Regions from separate parts of the Mus musculus genome. Here region 2 is linked to region 1. Evidence: chromatin loops called from intact Hi-C (ENCODE). Cell type or tissue: left cerebral cortex. All regions are shown on one strand. Each heading gives the region's core, and the rest is flanking DNA. Links, peaks and the distances in the headings are about the cores only.

What was found. A loop is a pair of places that touch in the nucleus more often than their neighbours do. Peaks named below come from ENCODE experiments on the same cell type or tissue, not always from the same donor. Only the 100,000 strongest peaks of a DNase experiment are listed, where the experiment ranks them.
Region 2: a loop joins it to region 1, with 2.2 times the contacts of the local background. A loop is called at or near these places in 1 of 42 quality-filtered maps.

The regions. Positions count from the first base shown.
Region 1 is chr2:6,882,331-6,887,766 of GRCm38, forward strand. Celf2 (CUGBP, Elav-like family member 2) reads right to left here and starts at 2,666. Exons shown (of 14, transcript NM_001110228.1): 1 at 2,522-2,666. The coding sequence starts at 2,628. In left cerebral cortex, for the core only: no CTCF peak of the experiment used is centred there; DNase peaks (open chromatin) are centred at 2,315 and 2,462; H3K4me3 peaks cover 2,958 bases; H3K27ac peaks cover 3,794 bases.
Region 2 is chr2:7,047,032-7,052,467 of GRCm38, forward strand. It overlaps a transcript of Celf2 not described here. Among named protein-coding and RNA genes, the nearest start is that of 5031426D15Rik, 120 kb to the left of the region's middle. In left cerebral cortex, for the core only: a CTCF peak has its summit at 3,334; a DNase peak (open chromatin) is centred at 4,262; H3K27ac peaks cover 2,090 bases.

The DNA.
Region 1 (5,436 bases), core at 261-5,260:
GAAATCCCCCTGTGTCCAGCCTAACTAATGATGAGCAATCAGAAATTTAAGTGAATGTATCACAGTTAAATAATTACCAATTTAAGAAAAAAATTCAACACGGTGGTCTCCGAGTGACTTCTTTATTTAAATGAGTTCCTGACAAGCATCTAGCAAGCATGGAAGACTGCTTTTTTCTTAGACCACACACACACACACACACACACACACACACACACACACACACACACTGTGTTTTAGAATGAAATTTTTTTTTTCGGTGAAAGCAGAACTGGGGTGTGTTGGTAACAGTTGGTTAGCCTCGGATATGAAGCCTTACCCATTACCTTTTATGAGCTCATCCTGAAAGCAATTATTGCTATACCCAAAGCAAGGAGCAGTTCAGATCCCATTGGAACCGAGAGAACATAACAAGCATGCCTTTAAAACCCACTCTATTCACAATGGATAACTTGAAGAATATTATTACACCACACACATATGCTTTGGTGTACCTAAGCTCTGGAAATATTACCGGTAGGAAATCTCAACTTGCAAAGGCAATTCTGGTTAGCCGATAACATTTAGGTAAATAATTATACAATAAGTATTTAATAATATTTCAACTTAAGTTTGTCTCTGAATCTAAGGAATAATTAGTACTTCATACTTGTGTTTTTATAAGTAATACATGTATGTCCTTCCTTATTAATGAGGGACATCCCTAATTTGTACCAAACTCTATCAGGAAATATTTGAAACCAATTTTATCTTTTATTTTATTCATTGAAACAACTCCCCTTTTGTTTCTCATATTGGGCTCTCGGTTTTAGTCTATGAACTTACTAATACATATCTCATAATATTGATCTGGCACAAACGGTTCATTAAGCAAAAACACTAAAACACTATAAATATATATTCTTTATAGACATCAACCTTAAAAGAGGATTTTCATGTAAATCTATTACTTATTATTTTAATTTCAGTTATTTTACATCCAGTGTGGAATAAAAATGGTTTCAGCATTTGAGAAGTTTGAACCAGATTTTTCCATATTCTCTCCTACAGTATTTTCACCTTAGAAACCAGTTTATCTTATGAAATGAAGGGCATCCGAATACACGTGAAATACTTGCCTTTCATAGAAATGCAGTTTGTAAGAATATAAACATCAAATCAAAGATCAATATATTCCATCGAAACCTTTCACTTAACAAAGTAACAGAACAATAGTTGGTGACCAAAATTGGAAAGGCAAAAGTTCTTATTCTTGGATTTCTAAACTGCTTGTCTGTGGATGCCAAAGGGGAAGCTAAAAACTAGGAATACTGATTACTTGAGCATTAAGTATGTCCTTCTTAACTTCTCTTTTATGCTACATTCCCTAGGTCCAAAAAAAGGGAGCATTTAAAATCCTCGGCGGTAAATACTGTAGAAGCAGGTCTGATCAACAAGGCATTTGCCACAATGATAATAGTATTACAAGCATCCTCAATCAATAAGTTTTCTTTCTGTAGTTAACAGAGAGGCAAGCCATAAATCTCTAACTTAATCCAGCCAACATAACTGCAAAATGCAAAAAGCTCTGAGAACGGCAGATAATAAATTTTTAAAAGCATAAAACCACAAATAAGCAGACCCAAAGCTTCCCTCTGATAGTCCACACAACAAGATTATAGGAGATAAAAGGGGGTGCTGGAAAAAAAAAACAAACAAACAGAAAACCAGCCCCAGACATGCATTAAGCTAGTTTGACAGCTCCATTGTTCCACCGGTCCCATTGTCAGACCCAAAGATGTATTCAGTGCTACAATGTCTGCTAGCAAATAAACAAAAGACTGCATTTTTAAAAGCAGGATGCCAATTCTATCATAATTCTCTCTCCGCTTCCCAAAAGGTCAGCTGTGTCTCCTTCTCGGTCTATGATAGAACCCCACCACCCATGCAGGAAGCAGGTATCTGCTTTCCCGCACAAGAGGACCCAGGACGCCATGCATGAACAGAGGTCTCCAAACAGGTACACATTTTGGCAAGCAGGATAAAGTGATCCAAACCTGATAACACGAGAGGACTATTTAGGTGTCTAAGTCCAGATTAGAGTGGTATTTGGAACGCAAGTCTAATATGGAGTCTCCTCAGCTCCTTTTTCGATGATTATTCCATGCAGAGTGCATAATAATGAAAGAGGCTTAGACATTGCAAAGGAAAAGACGAACCAACAGCCAGATTCGGAACCCTTAAAACATCCACTGGCTGCTCATAGGTAGCGGGGAGCAAATGCATGGTCTGCTTTCAAAAGACAACTAGTACACACACAACTCCCTCACAGCAGTCCTTCTCCTTTCTCTCCCTGGCTTGCTCGCTCTCCCTCCCAATCTCTTGGTCTCAATTTCATTTCCCTCTCTCTGTTTAGATTCTTTTTTCTCTCTCTTTCTCTTCTAAGATAAGGAAGCTGCTTGATTCAGGGCAAGATTGGCGTCTCCACCAGCTCTCAAAACTAGAAAAGCCTATGTTAAAAACAAAGGACCCAACAACATACCTTAAAAGCAGCTCCTCATTTCTCATAGTAACAGCGGATTTGGGACAGCGCATGCTTTCTACACTGATAGTCTCAACAAAAGCCAGTTCAGAAGTGCGCTCAAACATCAATGCCACAGTCGCTATTCACTAATGCGCCCCCTCTCCTCTCTCTCTCTCTCTCTCTCTCTCTCTCTCTCTCTCTCTCTCTCTCTCTCTCTCTCTCTCCCTCTCTCCTCTCAAATGCTGAATAGTACAGAAAAGGGCTCCTGCAGACTCACTGGGAAGAAATAATCCTCTCCGACAAGTTATGTTATCTAGGCATGTTTTTGCACTGGTGTGCTGTGTCTTCTAGAGAGAGCTTGTTTGCATGCACTCAAGCCTGGCATTGGATCTCCTAATTACCATCTTAAAAACTGGGAAGATTTTAAGCAACTCAGTGACATGTGATTTCATATATATATATATGTGTGTGTGTGTGTGTGTGTGTGTGTGTGTGTGTGTGTGTGTGTGTATGTTAGCAAAACCAATCTCACAGCACAGTTCACTATCAACTATCAGCAGAGCATCCCAGAGGACTGAGATTTGAACAGGTCAGTGTGCTCAAAAGGATTTTTGCCTCTCTTTTCTGGGACACTGCATTCACAGTTGGATTCATCTGTTCCTCTCCTCTTGTCCTTAGAAAGAGTGACAAGGTCAAGACCCTCAGCCTCACCCTGGACCATAGATGCAGAGAACAGAGGCTAAGAAACTGGGAAGTGTTTTAACTCTCTGTATGCCAGAGTTCTTATAAATTAAGAGCTTCATTCACCAGAATCCAGGCATCAAAGCCAGCAGGCAACACAAAGATTGTTTGGTCGCACTGAATGCGTAATTGACAGATACAGCAGCTTCATTCCTGAAAGGCTAATGAGTGGCTTTTTTTCCCCAAAACAAGAAAATTTGCTACTCTGCTTCACTATATTCTTGAGCCTTTGAACATAAAGTGGACCAGAGAAAATACACATTCCCCTTTCTGTTTCTTTGAGTAGGAATCATTCCATAAATAACTAGGAAGTCAAACAGTAAGTTAAGCACACACACACACACACACACACACACACACACACACACACACAGAGAGAGAGAGAGAGAGAGAGAGAGAGAGAGAGAGAGAGAGAGAGAGAACTCTATGGACTGCACACATAGTCATCCAAAAGGGCAAGTTCGGACGTCACTCCAGGGGATGCACACTGACCTTGGAAGTTGGGAAAACCCTCACTTTCTATGGAATAACCTAGAACATTTCAAAACAGACCTGAGTCAACAAAGACTGGTGTGAATCCTGAATGCTCACCCCATCCTATATCGGCACAAAGTGTATCTTTCCTAGTAAAATTCTGGACTTGAAATATAACCGGGACTAAGAGTGAAGAAAATGATGGTGGGTTTTGTTCTCCCCCATATTTGAGGACCTTAAATAATATACCCAGTATCTTGTAAGATCTCTGACTTTTGAACTTGGTCTTATCCACAGTCGGGAGATCTGGGGAGAGTGTAGAGGGAAGAGTTCCTCAGGCTCTGCTACACAACATTCCTGACTGGTGCATCCTAGACTATGGAAACAAAGAAAGGATAGACAACTGCCATTCCCATTTCTACACATCACTAAGACATGGCAAACCACTTGACAAAGATCAAGTCCCAAAACAAGAGCCTCATCTTAAGGACAACTCCATCATCCCAGGTCTTTGCTTCATTACACGATATGAAAATCACCAAGTGAACATATGAGAAGGAATGACCTTGCCAGGGAAGGCTACTGTATGAAATGCAACATGCTCCTTTGAAGTGGGAAAAGTTCATGTAAATGAACTTGGAACTGGAGAGACCTTGAGGAAATAGACTGTGACCTTCTTCCCCTTATGGCTTGTGGGAGTGTCAGAGCAGAAGGCTCTTGACCTCCCTGTAGCTCTCTTTGCCCTGTAGTTAAATGGAGCCACCAACTGCTAATTTATTTTAAAGCACGTGAAGAGCCTGTGAAACTGGGTGTGTTTGGTCAGTGCAAATATTAATAAAAAGTGAATGGTCGCATGGACATCTGCTGTGAGTTTGTCTGACAGGGAAAGTAGAACTGTGAGGCTTAGGCTGCTGCCCTGGTATCCATGCAGCTCTCCTGACATTTCAATGAATTATGGATCCATAGTAGTAGTGGCCAGAATTGAACCAAACCACTAAATCATTTATATCTATCCACTTACTTTTTAGTCTTGAGGCCTAAATAATAAGGACACTACTGATGTAAGGGCTTATTACTTATCCCAATTCTACTACGATGACCGAGGACCTTATGCCCTCCAGCTGCATGGGCTGAATGTGGGATTATAGAATGAGTGAATAGAACATGTTTGCTACTTGTAATATTTGCATATGGTATAGGAAGTTTGTGATTTCAAGTGTACACTGAATTAACCTCTGTTCTTCCTTACACATCCAATAGACCATCTTTCTCTCTGTTTGAGTCCTCTTATTGAATATTGATCCAATGAAAATTTGTTAAGAAACGAATTCCCTTCTAGCCATTGAAACAAGGTGGGGAAAGGGATTGTATTTTCCAAGATACGCAGTTTCTTTCACAAATATGAGAAAATGCTCCCACTTTAGGCATGAGTTGGCACAGATGACAACTCATAAATGTTCCTTCCACACTATTGTGCTCTAAATTTCAAAGTCTCTTTGTATTTATCCATCCCACAACATTGACAGAGGTGGCATAATGTCACACTCTCACCTAAAAAGTTCAAGTGACTTGCCTACAGAGCTGCAGTAATGACCAAGCTTGGGAACTCTGTCTACTGCACCCTTGACACAGAGTATGGCCGCTAGACACACGAGGCAGGGCGTGGCCTTTAAGGAGCAGTCAGTGTGCTGTATCTGACACTCTCTTCATGTGAGAGT
Region 2 (5,436 bases), core at 280-5,279, 160 kb after region 1:
TCAACACTATCCCTTTTCCAGATGACTTTTGCTCGTAGTTCATGGAAAGACAGTTGTGTGGATTCAGAAGGAGAGTGAATTGGCAGTATTTAGGGTCGACTTTGTTTCAATCATCAAACCACAGTCAGTACTTTAATATCTCTGTCATAATGAGCAGCTCAAGAAGGAAGAAAACCAGTAATGGCAAAGATAATGCCAAAAGCATTACTAGTCACTGTAAAAAAGGCATTTGTAGAGTATATCATGCAACATTGTCCTATGCTTACACAGAACACTTACCAACGGAGAGCACATATTGTGACTCATAGCACATAATAGACATACAAAGTGGACTTTTCAGACCATACTAGAACTAAAATCTAAATTAATAACAGACAACTTGGAAAAATGTGGCTATGCAGCCAAAGTGGTAGTAAGAGAAAGGACAGCATCTATGTTCAGCCAAAGCTGCACTCAGAGGGCAACAGATAGCATCAATACACATAGGAGGTGAACCGATGGACCATCTAACATTAATAACATCCGTTTCCATGTTATGAAACCAAAGAAAGAAGATTTGCAAAGCAGACACAAGAAAAGAAGTCATCACAAAACAAGAGTAGAAATAAGTGACTGGAAACATGGGAGCAAGGTAGAAGCTGAGTGAACCCCAGAGGTTCACTGCTGAAAAGTTCAATAACCAGTTAAACCTGTAGCTAGGTGAGAAGAAAGTAGAATGAATGAGCAGACAGTGTCGGAAGTGAGAGGAGGGTTAGCATTCCAGTTTCAGTGGTCATTAAGAGGACAAATACAAAAAGCACTAGAAACAAATTCTACGGCTCCAACTGGGTGATAATGAACCAATTTCATCAAAGACACAAAGTAACTAAAATCACAGAAAAGAGACAACCTTAAAAGTCCTACCTAATCAATGAATAAAAACATTCTACAGCCATACAAAATAGCCTAGCGGGTCAAGGCAGATCCGCTGGCCAACACCACCAAGCATTTACTTGAGAGATTATAGCACTTCTCGACATTATCTTCTAAAAATTATAGGCTAAGGGAACACTTCCAAGTGCATCCCATGAGACTTGCATTAATATTTAATTGAGATCACAGCCAGAAAGGTACAGTATTAAAAAAGGATGAAAATAAACCAATTATCTTTCATGACTATACATGTGAAAAGCTTCAATGTGATATTAGCAAATCAGACTTTATAAAGGCACATAAGATCTATTTGCCATGGCCAACTGAGGTATATTCCAGATATGCAAGCCAGATTGTAAATTAAAAGCATATACACCAAGCTAACCTACCATATCCACAAAATGTAGCAGGAAGATCACAGGGTCACATTGGTTGATGTAGAAAAAGCATTTCAAAATTCTAATATCCATTTATGAAAAGAAAATTCCTTAAACAATTAGGCTGAAGGAAAAAAAATCTTAATTTTGATAAATAACACAGTATGTACAGACATGCACACACACAGAGGCACACATACAGAAATTACATATATATATATATATATATATATATATATATATATATATATATTCAAAACCATGCATAGACACATATGCACACACATGTACATATTTATGCACACACCCCACAACTGATATTTATAAAATAACAGACACTTTCCCTTTGAGATTGGGAAGATGATAAGGATATTCCCCTCATAATTTGAACCCAACATCATACTGGATGTTGACTAGAAGAAGAAAAGAATAAAGCTATGCAGGTTAGATGGAATTAAATAAAATTGACTGTGAACTTGATGTCATGATTGTCTTGGTAGAAAGTCAGAGTTTGCAGATGGAGGTTATCAGCAAATACAACATTATTGGACACCAGGGCAAGACAGAAAGCTGATGTGTCCCCACATGTCACTAAACAATGAGAAGCTGAAATTTAGATATGCCATTTTTAATGTCACCAAAGACAAAACAAACTACTCAACTATAAAATTAAAAAAAAATACAGAGCCCTTGTGTAGAAGAATAAAAAGCATCAATCAAAACAATTAAAGAATCGAGAAAGTGGAGCAGTGGTGTCTCTGGCTGTAGTTTGAAGGCCCCATTATCAGTGGGATGTCATTTCTTTCCACCTTGTTTGGAGATTTAATGAAAACTCAGTAAGAATTACTGCAAGTTATTGTTGTGTCTATCAATAAAGTATTCTAATGTTTAAATAAAAATGTGAAACCAGAAAAGTCAAAATGATACTGAAGAAGAAATACATGATTGGAGGAGTCAAACCATTTGATTTCAAAACTTACTATTAAGCTATAGTAACCAAATTGGGATCTCGGTAGAGGAATAGAGGTATGGATCAATAGAAGAGACTCAAAGTCTGAGACAAATGCAGTCCAAACACAATCCAATAAAGCAAATGACACAATGGAAACACTGGTTATTGGCCTAGACAGAGATAGAACGAACATATTATGGACTGTTGAGATTGCTCAACAGGCAAAGCTGCTTGCCAACAATCTAAATGAGCCATTTACTTTCTATAATTCACATAATTTAGAAGAGGACAACTCATTTTTTTTTGCTCATCTTTTGACCTCTATATGTGTGTCTGGGCATGCTTGTGCATATGTGTGCACACACTGGTTACATGTGCTTGTATGTGTGAATACACACACACACACACACACACACACACACAAACAAATGTAAAAATACCTAAATACAAGACTCATGAAACTTCTATATCACTTATGATTTAATAATTATATTTAATAGATTTATTTATTTTAATTATGTGTATCTGTAAGATACTATAATGGTGGATATATGATACTGTATTTATCAAAACCCAAAGAACAAAGAGAGAACACAAAGAGTGAACCTCTATTTGTGCACATTTCAGAAAAAATATTTTAGAAGACATGGGGAATCCCAAGATGAAATGCAGACTATGACAAATGAATGATCAGCAGTAAGCCTTTAAGGTAATTTCACCACAGAGGATGGTGATGGAAACTCTACCTTACATGGTTGTGGGAAGGGGACAATATGTCAGGAAAGGAGATGAAAGGAAGTATAAATAAGATCGTGTTCTAGCTGATCAAAGGCTTCCCAATGGGAGCTAGGAGTAGATTAATTAATATTCTGAAAACACCTCATATATGAGATTATACACTTAAGACAACGGGTGGCACAGGAGCACCAGGGGGCTTTTTGGAAGCATGACAAATTCTAGTTATGCAAGGAGAGAAAGTAATGGGTTAAGATTGGCAACATCATCACGAAACATGAAACATGGTTATCTTACTATTGACATAACTGGTGTGGTTTGAATGTGAAATGTTCCCCAGTGTGCCCTGCTGGAGGTGCTGTTTGGGAAGATTATGAGCCCTTAGGAGGTGGAATCTAGCTGGAAGAGTGAGTCTTTGGGAGAGCAGCTTGAAATTTTACAACCCAGCCCAACTTTCTGCTCACTCTCTGTCTCCCAGGCAGGGGTGCACTGCTCCTTTCCCGTCATGATGAAATATTTTCCTTGAACTGTAAGGCAGAATAAGCCATTTCCCTTTTACAATGCTTCTAATCATTGCTGCATCCCAGCAATAAGAAAAGTAGCAAGTAGATACGGTTATAAATAATCAAGCACACACGCACACAGAGAGAGAGGGAAGGGTGCATATGCACATCCATTTCCAAATGTGCCATCAACTGAGGAAGCCTTGGACATAGTGACAGTCCATCATGAAAATCTAATATCAATGAGTATGTTTGGTGCTTAGAACTGTTCTCTAATCAATGGAGCCAGGGCTCTTCAGATAAATACCAATTCTAATATAGAGTGGGAAATAGATAAAATATCTATATAGCTATCATCTATATCATCTATCTATCATCTATCTATCTATCTATATGTATCTATCTATCTATCTATCTATCTATATGTATCTATCTATCTATCTATCTATCTATCTATCTATCAATCATCTATCATACAACCATGTATCTATCAAGAATAGAAAGAAGTACTTAAAATATAACAACAAACAAATCCCACAAGGGCTTATGTTGAAGAAGGAATATATAGCAGATAACTGAATAATAGCTCCCTATGGTCAAATCGTTGAGCAATAAAATAATCAGAGTAATATTAGATCATGATCCAAAGTTTAAAATACATACCACGAGACTATGCTGACATAACTTAACAACTAAATAAAAGGAACACAAGAGATATAGCTCCCATTTAGAAGAATTACAAATACTATTTATAGGTAATCCGCCCACAGGTGGGTGAGTCATGACTCCGAACTCCTTAAATATGAGCAGCTTGTTCATACTGAGCACAGAGCTCAGTATGGAAAGAGAAAAAACAAATAACAGTTTAATGGAGAAAAGCGATGACTTTTGAGTGATTAAAGTCAACACCAAGAGTTAAAAGGTGTGCATCCTTGCTCTGTGCTGTTCCTTTGTCCCTCCTTCTTCATAATCTCAGTGCAACCATGAGGAACATATTAGTTATCAAGAGAGGGACTCTTTACAAAATATTGAACCAGTATTTAAAGTTGCCAAGATCATACGACATGAAGAAAGTTTGAGAAGCCTAAGAGGGGGTTCAGGAGCCACTACACCTGAGTAAATTGGGGCCCTAAAGGGGATGTTGGCACAGAAAGAGGACATTAAGAAAGAACTCAGAGAAAAATCTCAATCAATTGTGGGCTGTAGGTAATAATGTGTTAATCTTAATTCATTAATTTTGAGTATGAAGACATTTTACTACTTGTGCGGTTTTTCTATAAACCTACAACTATTCTAAAATTAATATATGGGAAAATTATATACATATATACATTCATCCCTGGTGGCACAGGTCTATAATCTCCTGTAATACCAGAGAGTATGAGACAGGAGGACTGCAAAGAATTCAAGATTTGTCTGGGCCACAGAATGGGTCAACCTGAGACATTATCTCAAAGAAAAAAGAAAAAAGATAAAAGATAGCGGTGGGCTGTAGGATGACCTGTGGGTGTCATCCCCAGAACGCTCTCCTACCTCTCGTCCCCATACAAACCAACTGAAGCATAAAGACACTTTGCCAGCGTGTTCCCCAGGGAGAGCTCCTGCAGAGGGGTATGGCTCTATCTAGGACTATTTTCCTTGATGGGGACTCCAACATTCCCAACCCAGTCAGATAATCCTAGGTAGTAGTTTGTATAGCAGCTAATGTCCCTGCAGTGCCTCCTCAACAGCACTCCTATCACTGCTTCCTAACTCGGAAACAATGTGACACACCCCTCCCACTGCGCATGCTTCCCTAGCCATGCTGCTGCACACCAATCAAACTGTGAGGAGAAACAAACGCGACCTCCTCTAGTTACTTTCCTCAGCTATTTTATCACAGCACTGAGAGGGGTAGCTAAAATCTATCCAATCTAGGGCTGGGTTTTCAACTGTTCTTTGTGTGTCTTTGTGCCTA